2 separate regions of the Homo sapiens genome follow, and region 2 is linked to region 1. The links are chromatin contacts, found by Hi-C in ENCODE. All regions are on one chromosome and are shown on one strand. Each heading gives the region's core, a stretch centred on a gene start or an enhancer-like site at or near the end of the contact. The rest is flanking DNA. Distances are from core to core; before and after follow the strand shown.

The links. Hi-C counts contacts between places; a loop is a spot of excess contacts on that map. Pooled maps may share reads with other maps.
Region 2: a pooled map shows a loop between it and region 1 (9-fold over the local background). The contact joins the promoter of TGFBRAP1 here to the promoter of TXNDC9 in region 1. A Hi-C loop is called at or near these places in 2 of 37 single-sample maps with no recorded cell type and 10 of 50 pooled maps.

What each region holds. Positions count from the first base shown.
Region 1 is chr2:99,332,735-99,339,677 of GRCh38, forward strand. TXNDC9 (thioredoxin domain containing 9) reads right to left here and starts at 3,599. Exons shown (of 5, transcript NM_005783.4): 1 at 3,505-3,599; 2 at 288-508. The coding sequence starts at 476. EIF5B (eukaryotic translation initiation factor 5B) reads left to right here and starts at 4,655. Exons shown (of 24, transcript NM_015904.4): 1 at 4,655-4,855. The coding sequence starts at 4,821. RefSeq lists enhancers at 3,084-3,313, 3,367-3,907, 3,444-3,493, 3,744-3,893, 4,254-4,303 and 5 more and a silencer at 4,924-5,083.
Region 2 is chr2:105,326,808-105,333,750 of GRCh38, forward strand. It overlaps TGFBRAP1 (transforming growth factor beta receptor associated protein 1), which reads right to left and starts at 2,928. Exons shown (of 12, transcript NM_004257.6): 1 at 2,818-2,928. C2orf49-DT (C2orf49 divergent transcript) reads right to left here. Exons shown (of 2, transcript NR_187479.1): 2 at 4,722-6,943. RefSeq lists a silencer at 2,813-3,242.

The DNA.
Region 1 (6,943 bases), core at 2,349-4,848:
CCAATGACTCCCTAGCCCTCCATTCAACCAAACAAATCCAAGCTCAGAAAAACGATCTTGGGCAGATCTTTCTTTTACTCGACTGTGGATTAATATAGAGATTGGGCTAATTTTGAATGTCTTTAAAACATATTTTTTTCTGGGCAAATTTTTAACAGTAATAGGTATTCTGAATTTTAAAAACCCTAAACACAAAGAACGAAATGTAACTACTACAGCACATGTATATATAAGTTGTTAGGCGCATACTGTTATAGCAATTTCAGAAAGCAGGGCAGAGAGGTTACTTGTTTCTGCTGTTGAGCTTTCCTTAGTGCCTGGAGTCTCTTTTCTTTAAGGCGTTCCAATTCATCCTCATCCATCTGATCCAGTTTTTGAATTTCAGAATCCAAATGTTCTTCCACCAGTTTGGTAGTCTGAAGCAGCTGATGCTCCAGGACTTTGGAAAACATGTCAACAGATGCATCAGCTTCCATTCTTCCAAATGGTACAGAGTTCAGCCTGGGTGCTGGGGAGAAGATTTACAAAATACATTTTAAAAAATGCAAACAATAAGCAAGGTTTTCTCTACCATTTTCAAAAATTCTGGCAAGTGTATAATGTGTACTCTATGGAGTATTCTAACGACATCCAAGCACTTGATGCTGGGCTTAACAATTTTTATGTGTTTTTAAATTTAATTCTCAGTAGGTTCTAGTCACACCACTCAAAAACTACTTACAGCAAATTTAGGGTGCTTCTGATTTAGCATATGTTTTACTATACTAAAGCCAAGACAAGTCTTTAAGACCATCACCAAACCACAGAGAAATGAGTTGTGAAGTTATACCTAGTGATATATACTGACAATCAGTGTTCTTTACCAATGGGAAAGAGAAATCAGAAACAACTGCGAACAATAGGAAGGTATACCTACTGAGGTTTTACACATAAATATATATATTAAACTTTACTTAAACACAGAGTACAGTTGAGCAAAACACAGATTTTTTTCATGGCTGCTGCCCAAATGAGTTTCATTTAACTCCTAAGACGTCTCATTACCATTTATGTAAAGAAGAGTGCCTGGTGTTCCCTGAGCATTAATGTCCATTCCTGTTCTCCCATTACCTAACAAAAAAGTCTATGAGGTCACAAAAATTAATACTGGTTTCCATTTACTGACAGTGTTAACTTTGATGTAAAACACTCCAAATACTTTTCTAAATTTTGGGTTTTTTTCCAACATCACTCCTCTGTGTAAAATCAGAGTTTCAAAATAGAACTAATTCAGATTAGAAAGGAAGACCTATCTCAATTAGTCATGCATCACTTAACAATGGGAATATATTCTAGGCTGGGTGCTATGGCTCACGCCTGTAATCCCAGCACTTTGGGAGGCCAAGGTGGGCAGATCACTTGAGTTCAGATGTTTGAGACCAGCCTGGGAAACATGATGGAACCCTGTCTCTACTAAAAATAGAAAAATTGGCCAGGCCCGGTGGTGTGTGCCTGTAGTCCCCGCTACTAGGGAGGCTGAAGTGGGAGGAGGATACCTTGAGCCCAGGAGGCAGAGGTTGCAGTGGGCTGAGAACGCACCACTTGCACCCCACCCTGGGCAACAGAGCCAGACCCTGTCTCAAAAACCAAAAACCAAAAACCCACAAAACAATGAGAATACATTCTGAGAAATGCATCATTAGGTGATTTTGATATTGTTTCAAACATTATAGACTATTTACACAAACCCAGATGGTACAGCCTGCTACACACCTAGGCTATGCCATACAGCCTATTACTCCTAGGCTACAAATCTGTACAGCATGTTACTGTACTGAATACTGCAGACAACTGTAACATAATGGCATTTGTGTATCTAAACATAGAAAAGGTACGATAAATACAGTATTACAATCTCATAAAACTGAAATGTCCTTATGTGGCACATGACTATATATTTTAAAAGAAATGGAGTATTTTGTACTAGCAATTAGTACAAAATTTTACTTTTTTTTTTGAGACGGAGTCTCGCTCTGTCGCCCAGGCTGGAGTGCAGTGGCGCATCTCCGCTCACTGCTAGCTCCGCCTCCTGGGTTCACGCCATTCTCCTGCCTCAGCCTCCCGAGTAGCCGGGACTACAGGCGCCCGCCACCACGCCCGGCTAATTTCTTTTTGTATTTTTAGTACAGACGGGGTTTCACCGTGTTAGCCAGGATGGCTACGATCTCCTGACCTCGTGATCCGCCCGCCTCGGCCTCCCAAAGTGCTGAGATTACAGGCGTGAGCCAGCCGCGCCCGGCCAAAATTTTACTTCTTTTAAAAGAAATGGAGTATTTTGTACGAGAAATTTTATACCAACAATTAGAGGGCAAGTTTATGTGTATCTCAGGGTTATTACTGCAGAAATGATTTATAATTTGCCTATCAAAGCAGGAGGCTGTTGCATATCAATGAACTATGATACATTTGCAAATAATACTGAAGCACCCCAAACTTCACAACAAACTGTGAATTCATTCACTCAGCTTCTGACACAGATTCTGACCCACACAGGCCCTCTATAAACGTTGAGCTGAAGAGAAATATTCTTGCAAACTTCAATTCTGATTCCTTTTTCTTTACAGGAAAAGGATTTGAAAAGCATACTTGATTTCATCTTTGTATCTCCATAGAACACAGCAGGTACTCAATAAACATGTATTTAACGTTGAATGAACACGTGCCTGACTTCTGTTCAAATTACTACACTGTTAAGTTTCAAAAGTATTTGAGTCTAAAAAACCAAATTGTAAGCTCCTCGTGAGTGCTATAAAATTGGAAAGGTGCTGTATTTCAAACACAGCAAAGATTTCCACGCTCCCTATCGCCCAAGAAAAATGTCAGTAGGACTGTGACCCTCAGTGAGGGGGCTGGAAGGAGAAGATAATAAGATACTGAATTGAACGTTGGAAGCTGTGCTCCAGGGATAAGCACAGAGAATGCCTACCCTGGAACTTTATAGAATGAGCCCAGAATTTAATTATGGGATAACTGGAAAAAGACGAGATTAAGAAGAGCTATTCTGGGTGTAGGTGTTGGTGGTCAGAGCATTGAGAATGGGGTAAAGAGACGATGCAACCCCTCGTTAGCTTTTCATTTTTCAAACCACAGCCTCTGATTCTTCCTTTTTACAGCTCCGCTGGAAGGGTGGGACGGGACACAGCGCGTCCTCAAATTCCCTAGTCATTTCCTGGACACCCTTACAGGTATCCGCCAAAACAATCAAGGGGCCTGGTCCTTAACTGAACCCCAGGTACCTCCCCAATGGCAAGCCGGCCACTCCCTGCGCCCGGGGAAACAGAGGAAAGCACAGTCCCGGTGGCCCCAACTTCGACGCCTCCTGGTGCGCTTGCGCAAGAGCCTCTGCCAGGACACCGACACCGGTGCTGGGGCCGCGCCCCTCCTCCGCTCCGGATGTGGAGCAGCAGAATGTTCACCAGCACCCGGACGTGGTGGTCGGATTCTTCTCACTACCCTCTGCCTCACCTGAGCTCTCGGTGACGCCTGAGAAGTGAAAGAGCAGCAGTTTCAAAAGACACGTCCACTCCGGCTTTTGCCTTGCAGTAGCTGCCGGCGGCTGCAAACGGGCCGTCACATCCGCCTCCTTATTGGCTGCGAACCTCGCGCGATATCACCTTGGACGCCAGAGGAAGGGGCGGGCGGTCGGGTGGCGAACAGTTCTGCGCGTGCGCCTCCCGCCCAGCAGCCCGGAACCCAAGGTGTCCGACCCTTGCTTTCCTCCGGGTACACGGCCGAACTGGAAGGCCGCAAAGCATTGTGGGAGTTGCAGTTTCTTAGTGCGCAGGCTGTCGTGGCCGGACTTTCTCAGGAGCGTGCTTCAGTATTCACGGTCCAGTGCGCCAGACTGGAAATGAGACAGCTGTGCTCTCGCTCAGCCGTGACGCTTGAACTGCGTTTCCATTCTGTTAGTGTTGAATGAACATTTTTCTTTTTTTTGTTTTCTTTTGTTAACATTTTTCCTAAAGTCGAGGCATAAACATATACAGCACAATTAACTTTTGCATAGTTAAAACCCAAAATATCACCGGCCAGATCCAGATATAGAACATTTTCCACCACCCCTGTAGGTCCCCTCTTGACTCTTCGAAACACAGGAATTTTTAGAACTCGCCCTCGCTTTGAGGGTGAAGCTGAAGACCTATGTTAGGGAATTGATCGGCTGTGTCCTGTTCTGTTTTATTCAGTGACTGTACATAATGCATAATGCATGGATGTTACTGAGAGGTCCCTATTTTGTCCTGAATTTATCTCTCTCGCAAACCCCCAGAGGACTCTATTGGTTCGTTGTGGTTCTTTACTGAACTTCGTGCGGCTGAGAATACAAAGATATAAAGGGAAGCCCAAAGCCCACTCCTGAACCGAAGCGTGCGTTCCCCGTTGGGAGAGGGGTGAGGTGGCGAAATTGACAGCTTCATTGTCCACCTCCGGGTTCTAGAACGTGGAAAACCCGCGGGTGTCGGCTCGTGGCGGACGCTTGAGGGCAGGGGGCGCTCGGGCTGCTGCCTGGTCGGCCGGTCAACCGGAGACGCTCTACCCGAAGCGCAGCTCTCGATGAGCCGCGCCCTGCGTCCTCACGCCGAGGCGGCTGGGCGATGCGCTTGCGCACTGAGAACTCACACCATATGTGTCCTGTTCCAGTGCGCGGGTCTGTGGAGAGCCGGGTGCGAGCGGCGGCAGCACGAGGGGAAAAGAGCTGAGCGGAGACCAAAGTCAGCCGGGAGACAGTGGGTCTGTGAGAGACCGAATAGAGGGGCTGGGGCCACGAGCGCCATTGACAAGCAATGGGGAAGAAACAGAAAAACAAGAGCGAAGACAGGTAGATAGGGGTTGGGTCCGTACGGCGGCGGCCGCCGTGGCTCAGTGGAGTGTGCGGGTCTCGCCGGGCGCGGCGTCGGACCGGGGTCTGGGCTCGCGATGAGCTTCGCGGGGTACCAGGCCTGGGCCCAGAGTGTGCGGAGCGGGCCCAAGCCCCCGGGCCGGGTGGGCACGTAGGGCCTCGACGGCGGGCGGGTCCTCCCAGTCGAGCCTCGCTCCCCCGGCACCCCTTCCCCGGCCTGAGGAGCGGGGTAGTCATTTGAGGGTTCCTGGTCGCGCGGGGAGGGTCAGGCGGCTTCGCCAGCGTGGCCCAGGCCAGTGTGAGTTTTTTTCCGCGCTACTCTTGGCGAGGGTGGGGAAGTTCTTTTTATGCCTCTTATACCTGTGAGTACTTTGGGAGGGAAGGGAGCTTGAATGTGATGTACGGCCGGGTTTCTCTACTCGCGGTTTCAGGTACGTTAGAGTTATGGGGAGGTGTTTAGCAGTTCGCTGTCTCTCAACTTAATCTGATTTGGATACAGTTTTCGTTTATTTAAGGGCTGATTGTCCAGCCCTCATGCTTTTCGCTTTCCTTCTTCCGGCCTGTTTTTTTTTGTCGTTTCTTTGCTCTCTAGCCTTCCCCTAAGAAAGGAAGGGAAGAAGAAGAAACCAACCAACCGAGGTCGCTCCTTTCTAACCACCTGCAATGCTTTGGGGAGGGAGGATAAGGGTATATGCGAGTTACTTACCTAGAGATTTTTGAGACATTTCTGTGTGTCACATTCGATTGAGTTCTGTTACTCATGATGGAAAGAGTTGACTTCCTGGGAGTGAACAACATCTGTTACATTACACGTTCGTACACTACCCACCAAACTTAAATACGAGGCGGAGAGTAAGGTAAATTAAAAAAACTAGTGCTAGTTCATCAGTCTGACTCAAAACAGATATGTTGTCTTGAAGTTAAAATAAGTTTACTAATTATAAATTGGAAGCCTGGATCGTTTTCTCACCTAGCGTTTGACTAGCTTATGAGTAGAATTAAAAGACAACAAAGATAGTCTTGTATTTCAGTTTTAGGTCTATTGGAGGAAGTTAATTGGTTTGGAGAATTGAATTATTGTTAAACCAGATGAATGAGAAAATAAGGATTATGGGTGATGTAGGGGAACACAAATTTCTGTACTTTTGACAGGAATTTTTGATGTATAGGGTACTTTTTTCCTTGCTAATGTTCAGCTGTCTCTAGAAAATAGAGAACTGAGTATAATGAGCCTTTATGTATTAATTACCTGCCTTCAACCATTGTTAGCACATGACCTGCTTGGTTTCATCCCACCTACTAGAAGTGTGTGTATATATATATATATACAAATATATATACACACATATATATAAATATATATATATACAAATATATACACAAATATATATATACATTTTTTTTTTTTTTTTGAGACGGAGTTTCCCTCTTGTTGCCCAGACAACAAGAAACTTAGGGCAATGGCGCGATCTCGGCTCACTGCAACCTCCACCTCCCTGGTTCAAGCGATTCTCCTGCCTCAGCCTCCGAGTAGCTAGGATTACAGGCATGCACCACCACATCCGGCTAGTTGTGTATTTTTAGTAGAGACGGGGTTACTCCATGTTGGTCAGGCTGGTCTCGAACTCCCGACCTCAGGTGATCCGCCCGCCTCGGCCTCCCAAAGTGCTGGGATTACAGGCGTGATCCATCGCCCCTGGCCCCCACCTACTAGATATTTTAAAGCAAATCTCATTAGCTTTTCATCTGTAAATCCACCAAGTATATCTGTAAGAAATATTAATAGTGATTCTTAAACATTAGCAAATATTCAGTCAGTTTGCTGATTTCCCTGATTGTCTTATTACAGTTTTTTTTTCAATTCGTTCGTTTGGTTTAGGATTACACAAATGTGTTCTTTAGATTAAAATTACATATATATGTGTTTTTGTTTTGTTTTGTTTTTTGGAGATGGAGGGGCAGTCTCACTATGTTGCCCAGTCAGGTCTTGAACTCCTGGCCAGTGATCCTCCCACCTCAGCCTCCCTAGTAGCTAGGACTACAGGCGCGATCCGGCTTATATGTTTC
Region 2 (6,943 bases), core at 1,678-4,177, 6.0 Mb after region 1:
TCCTTAAATCTTTAACTTTTTCAACAGCAGTTACTTGACTATCAAGAAAAGATCTTGATTTCAAATCATCTGCAAGATTTCATAATTCACTTTTCATGAGGCACTTAAAGTCATTTGGGGTAGCACCAAATTAAGTTGTTACTCTACATTCATTTAGTAGGTATTTATTTTTTTAAATAAAGAAAAACGAGTCAGGTTTGCTACAGAGATGAGTTGTAAAGTCTGAGCCAAATTATTCGGCAGTATCCAAACACCTGGCTGCCACAAATGACTACTTTAATGTATTTCTAATGAGGGCTGGATTCAGACCAAGATGAAGACACTTAACCCATTAAGTAAAATTTCTTCAAGTTTTCTTAAAAGATCACAAATTTGTAATATTAGCATGAAGGAATAAGCCAAATAACTTCATTTTTTTTTTCCTAACAGAAATGTTAGCTGCATATCAGACCCAGAAAATACAGCAAGTTTTTTGGCTGGGCGCAGCGGCTCAGGTCTGTAATCCCAGCACTTTGGGAGGCCAAGACAGGAGGATTGCTTGAGGCCAGGAGTTTGAGAACAGCCTGGGCAACACAGGGAGACCCCTATCTCTACAAAAAAAATTTTTTAAATTATCTGGGTGTGGTAGTGCGAGCCTGTGGTCCCAGCTACTTGAGAGGCTGAGGTGGGAGGATCCCTTGAGTCTGGGAGATCAAGACTGCAGTGAGCCATGGTCACACCACTGCACTCCAGCCTGGGTGACAGAGCAAGACCCTGTCTCAAAAACAACAGCAAAAAAACCACCCAGAAGACAACAACAAAAAGAAAATATAGCATTTTTAAAATAGTGAGCTCTATGCTTTTAAAACTCCTCAACTGGAGCTGCCTAAATGAAGAATGGGCCCTTTACAAATCCCTGTCTCTGGAGGGTTTAAGCTGAGGTTAGATTGGTCCTGGGATTCCTGCAGTGGTGAAAACGCTCTGCCTCCAATGCTATGACAAGAGGACTGCCATGCACAATCATGAGTGTAGAAGAAAAGGCAGAGTGAATGAAGGCTAACAGTGGCACCTCACCTCTCACCCAATTCAATTGTGTAATGCAAACCTTGATGCACATAGCAAATTGGAATTCAGAACCCACAAGTCTAACTCCAGAGTAAATCATTTGTTAGGTTAACAATTACTCAAAACATAAAACTACATATTTTCAGAGCTGAGGGAGACCTGGCTCTACATCCTCATTTATATTTGTCAGCAATAATTTATTGAGCACCTACTAAATGCCAGACCCTGTGCCGGATCCTTTCCAGGCACAATTTCTTATTAGAATTCATGTGCCTTTTCTAATATTATCCCTATTTTGATGGAGGAATTTGAGACTCAGAATGTCCAGCAAATTGCCCAAAGGTCACAGGAAATGGCAGAGGCAGGATTTGAACCCACACTCCACATTCATTACCACCACAGAGCATCACTCCCATTTCATAGATGACCTGGGGCAGGCTAGTTATGGACAGGTTCCAGCAGATTCCAGCCAGTAGACTTTCTAGTACTCCAGGCAGCGTTTTGCTACACATCACAGAAGCAGCTGCAATGACTGTTGAGGCTGCTCGGCTGGCAGAAATGGAAGGAAAAAGAAAAGGAAGCAGCTGACCAAATGTTCCTTCTGACTGACCATGGAACTGCGAGCTCTCAGTTGTCTGCCAGCTTCCGGCTGACCAACAGAGAGAAGCATGTCCACCATGAGAGAGTAGCAGCCACCACACAGTCCCTCTACATTCGTTCATCCTGACTCCAACCAAGCCAACACACACAACGCAGTAGGATCTTCCCTGCACACCTTCTCAGTGCCTTAACTTGCCACCACAATCACACCCGCAGCTGCCTTCCTTCCTGATAGACAAGGTGCTTGCCCATGAGCACTTCATCAGTGATTAAACTCTGCTCAGACATGTTTTGACCACAGCTGCGCGTGCAGTCCACGTGCAGTAAGGCCTGCTGTGTGATCTGTGAGCCCCCATTTTTAGCAGCCAGGTAGGAGGCTTCCTGAGGGTCACTCAACAGTCCTTGGGTAGAAGCCACGGCAGGTGCAGACAACCGGACAGCTTCCGTGTTTAAGGATATCAACACTTAACACAGGGAGGCAGGCGGACTAACTTGCACCTGCACCTCCAGAAGGCAATGGAAAGAAAACAATTCCACAGGGATGACAGCTTCCAGCCCTTGACCTGGTGCTAAAAACAGGGGCCAGGAAGCCCAGCACAGCACTTTTCCCTACTCCCCAACACACCCCTGCCTACTCTCCAGATCAGGACAATTCAGGCCTGAGTGTGACCCGAATTTGAGCTCTCAAATCCAAAGAGCTCCCAGAAACCTCAATCACAGCGCCAAAACCATTCCATACCAGGGATGGAGGTGCAAGTCCTTCCTGGCCCTTCTCCCCGGAAAACCCAAATCAAGGACGAGGTCTCTCAGGTCTTCCCTTGCCCTAAACACACACGCACTCCTCACACACAACATACACACTTGACCCCACACCCGTGCACACTTCATCCCACACACACGTGAACACTTATTTGCTCACCCCAGCAGGCTAGCCGGCCCCCACAAGGGACAGCTACCAAGTCGCACACCCGCACACCTGCCCCCAAGTGTATAGCCACTTGCTCCCCCCACCCCGCGTTCCAGCCCCCACTACACCTGCCCCAGCGCACACGCACGGGCTCGCCCTCCACCCCGCCCCGCCGCCTACCCCCCACTCCTGCTCCCCGCCCTCCTGCCCCACGCGCCCCGCGCCCTGAGCCCCGCACCCCGCGCCCCGCCGCCCTCCTCACTCACCGGCGCCGGCGCCCGCCGTCCCGCGCCGCCCCGCGGCCTGGGGCCCCGCCGCCCCGCTCCGGCCCGCGGCTCCTGGGCTGGCCCGACCCCGCAGCCGCCGCTTCCCGTCACGTGGGGCGGCCGCCAGGCGCTGGCGGAGGGCGGGAGCGCAGCCGTCTCCGCGCCGCCCGCCGGCCCGCGGGCCCTGCCGCCTGGCTCCGAGCACAGGCCGAGACGGGCCCTGCTCCGGGCCTCGGCGTCCCCCTCCGTGCACCGGGGCCACGACACGGCCCGCCTCGCGGGGCGGCCAGCGGGCGGAAGGTGTTCATTCGGGGGGCGCTGAGGCCGCCGGCCCCGGGCGAGAGCGTGGTCCGCGCCAGCTGTGCGAGCCCGCGGGGCTGAGGTCTCTTCTCCGCCCCCGCCGCTGCGGGGAGCTTCAGGGAAGCCGGGCTTTGCCTGGCTCGCTCGCCACCCAGTTTCTGTCACCTACACAGGAGGAGGGCGCCCGGGAAATACCTGCTGCGTGAATGAATAAATGAATGAAATGCTTGGGCCCTGGGAAATGCTTGGGCCCGCGGCCGCCTGACCACGCGGGCTGGAGGATCGGACGTACCGCCGGTGCCCCACCAGGAGACGAAGGCATGGTTGGGATGCGCAGCCCTCCCACGAGGCCCATGGCGCCCCAGGGCCCTAGGGATTGACCGGGACCCCCGACTGGCAGAGTCCACCTGCTTGATACACTTATTTGAGAAGGGAGGCCTGGGACTATCTTACTCCTTTTAGGAAAACCCAACTGTAGCTGCTATTCCTTTGGTTCAGGCCGCAAGGAAGAATTGTAGGTTACCATGAATCCATGAACCCCTCTTTAGTATACAAAGTCCACTTTCATGACGGAAGAATTGGAAAGCTCCCTCCAGAGTTGTCAGTACTCAATTATTAGCATATAAAAAGTCAAATTTTCCCAGGGATTTTCAGACTTTAGAACCTGCTAGTGACCTGTGGCCTCAGCTTTCTTCCAGCCACTCTGAGTATTGTAAAACAAAGATATTATCCCAACCCTGAAGGCAGATACCAGATTGTACGCCATGGTCTTCTGTTTCAAAGGGATAAAAAAAGAAAGAAAAGAAACTGGCCAAAAAAAAAAAAAAAAAAAAAAAACCCAACAATCTTCCTGTGACTTGCCCTCTACCCCTACCCTAGTGTGACTCATGGCCACATAAATGCCCCATCCCCAGTGGTGCTTCAGCTGTGACCCAGTGGAACCAGTGTCACCGGCTCAGCCTCCAGGTAGGGGACTGGCTTCCCAGGAGTGTAAAGCTCTGACCAGCAATTGAGCTTCAAGGGCAAGCAGCAGTGAATGGACCTTCAAGTCTAAGGTGGCCAACAGCTAGTGGAGCCAGGGATTGGGAAGGTACAAGAGCAAATCCAGTCTCTTCATTTTACCCAGGCTCACAGAGACTATGTGACTTGTCATCAACTAATCACTGGCTCAGGTGGTCCTAGAATTCACCCTTGTGCTTTTGTATCTTAGTCCTCTACCAGATCACATCACAGAGAGCTGCACAAGACTAGTTACAGAGGTGATATCTACTGACTGCCAGACAGTGACTTCAGAAACTGCTAGTGACTGAGCAATGAAGTAGACGCTATTAATTTACTTAATAGCGTCAAAGAATAAATTTAATTCTTTGAGGCAAAGAAAGGTGAATGACTTCCTGTGTTAATTCACTTAGGAAAATATAAATAAAAAAATTTAAAAAGGTGACTTGTCCCAAACCCCATGCTAGTAAGAAAGAGCAACAATAAGAATCCAGAATTCAGCAACAGTAATTCTTTTTATATAAAGTTGTTTTGAATGAATAGTTTATGAACAATCTTTGTGTTCTACTTTAGATGATCCAGGAGTGAAAATGTATAACAAGAGATAATTCAGATATATTTATTTTATGAAAGGATTTATTACAGGATTCTTACAATGGCAAGCTCCATATTATTCCATCTAGAAACATCTGTTCCTTCTGAAACTTGATGAGAAGTCTGTGTCACAAATGACAGGCACCTCCATGTAAATGCCTGTACCATAAATGTGCAAATATATGCACAGGCCAAATTCCTTATGTTGTTTCTATTGGTTACATTTAAGAAGAAATATCAACCATATGGCTTTCAAAACAATTATTAACTTCATTTTTAAATATTTATTAAATATTCCTTGGGCCCATACCGAGCGTTACTTTACAGAATGTGAAAAAGATGTGCTCCGATGAGAACAATTAATGAAGACTGAGTTGCATCGATATAACTGAATATTTTCATAGTTGCTGTCTACTCTCAAAACTTAGTATTTTTATGCTTACACATACTCTGTGCTTCTCACTTTCTCGCTGGGTATACGCTTGGGAGGGCAAGGATTGTGTCTATGCTCTCTGCTGTATCTTTCTGCATGTAGAAAACACTCAACCAATTTTTAAAAATTCTTGATGCTCAATATTGAAATATTAACTAGATTACTTTTTTTTTTTTTTTTTAGACAGTCTCTTTTGCCCAGGCTGGAGTGCAGTGGTACAATCTTCTCAGCTCACTGCAACCTCTACCTCCCAGGTTCAAGCAATTCTCCTGCCTCAGCCTCCTAAGTATCTGCGACTACAGGCATGCACCACCACGCAGGGCTAATTTTTGTATTTTTAGTAGAGACAGGGTTTTACCATATTGAACAGGTTGGTCTTGAACTCCTGACCTCAAGTGATCCACCCACCTCGGCTTCCCAAGGTGCTGGGATTACAGGCATGAGCAACCACATCCAGCCTTTAGTACTAAGATTCCATTATTCTAATATATAAGCTATTTAAGAGCACACATGTAGGATGGTTGGTGTCATTTTAGAATATAAGCAAAGAAAGGTTACATTTTTTATTTTTTTTAAAGCAACAGCTTACTATGTGCCATGTTTTAAGAGCTTTTACATGTAATAGCTCATTTAATCACATATACACACACATTCATATACTTGTAATCTAGCTTCAGTAAAATAAACTTTTTTGAACTATTGTTCAATCAACTACTTCTTTAGCAGCTCCTATGTGCCAGGTACTATGCCAGAGGCTTCAGCAGATACTGAAATGAGGAAGACAGTCTCTACCCTCAAGAGTTTAATGGGCAATGGTTTATAAGGTAGAGTTGGTAGCCAGCAGTATCAACATCACCTCTGGACTTGTTAGAAATGCAAATTTTGGTGTCCCCATCCCAAACCTCCTAAATCAGAAACTCTGGGGTTAGGACCCAGCAAACTATTTTTACAACCCCTCCAGAGGATTCTAATGGGCACACAATTTTGAGGACCACTGGATTAGTGTGGTATGTGCAAGAAAAACCCACCTAACGAGATCATAAGGCAAAAAATAATGTGCTCTAGAAGTTTGGTGATAGTGGAGCTCAGTTGGGAAGTATCTGAGGATGGGGAAAGGTTCATTCATCTGTATTCATTCAGCACACACTTACTGTTCTTGTGCTGTTGTAGCAGGCACTGAGAACCCAAAGATGAAAGGTAACCTATGAGTGCTGTCATCATCTGAATGTGTACCTCCAAAATTTGTATGTTGAAACCTAACCCTCAAGGTGATGGTATTTGGAAGTGGGGCCTCTAGGAGGTAATTCTATCATAAGTGTGGAAACTTCATGAATTATTGCCCTTATAAAAGAAGCCTAAGAGAGCCTGTTGCCCCATCCACCATGTGAGGACACAACGAGAAGGTGCCATCTCTGATGAATGGATCTTCACTACACACAATCTGCCAGCACCTTGATCTTGGACTTCCCAGCCTCCAGAATTGAGAGAAATGCATTCTGTTGTTTATAAACTACTCAGTGTATGGTATTTTGTTATAACAACTTGAAATGACTAAGACAATGGATTTAAAAGCAAGCTAGTAGTTTAACTGTTCTAAATAGCTAACAACACAGGTCCAAAATGTGAAATGTTGCTTAAATTATTACCTTCACATTGAAGCTCCTTTATGCTCATGTGTATGTATATACTATATATATACATTTTTTTTTTTGAGGCGTCTTGCTCTGTCCCCTAGAGTGCAGTGGTGCGATCTTGGTTCACTGCAACCTCTACCTCCCGGGTTCAAGCGATTCTCCTGCC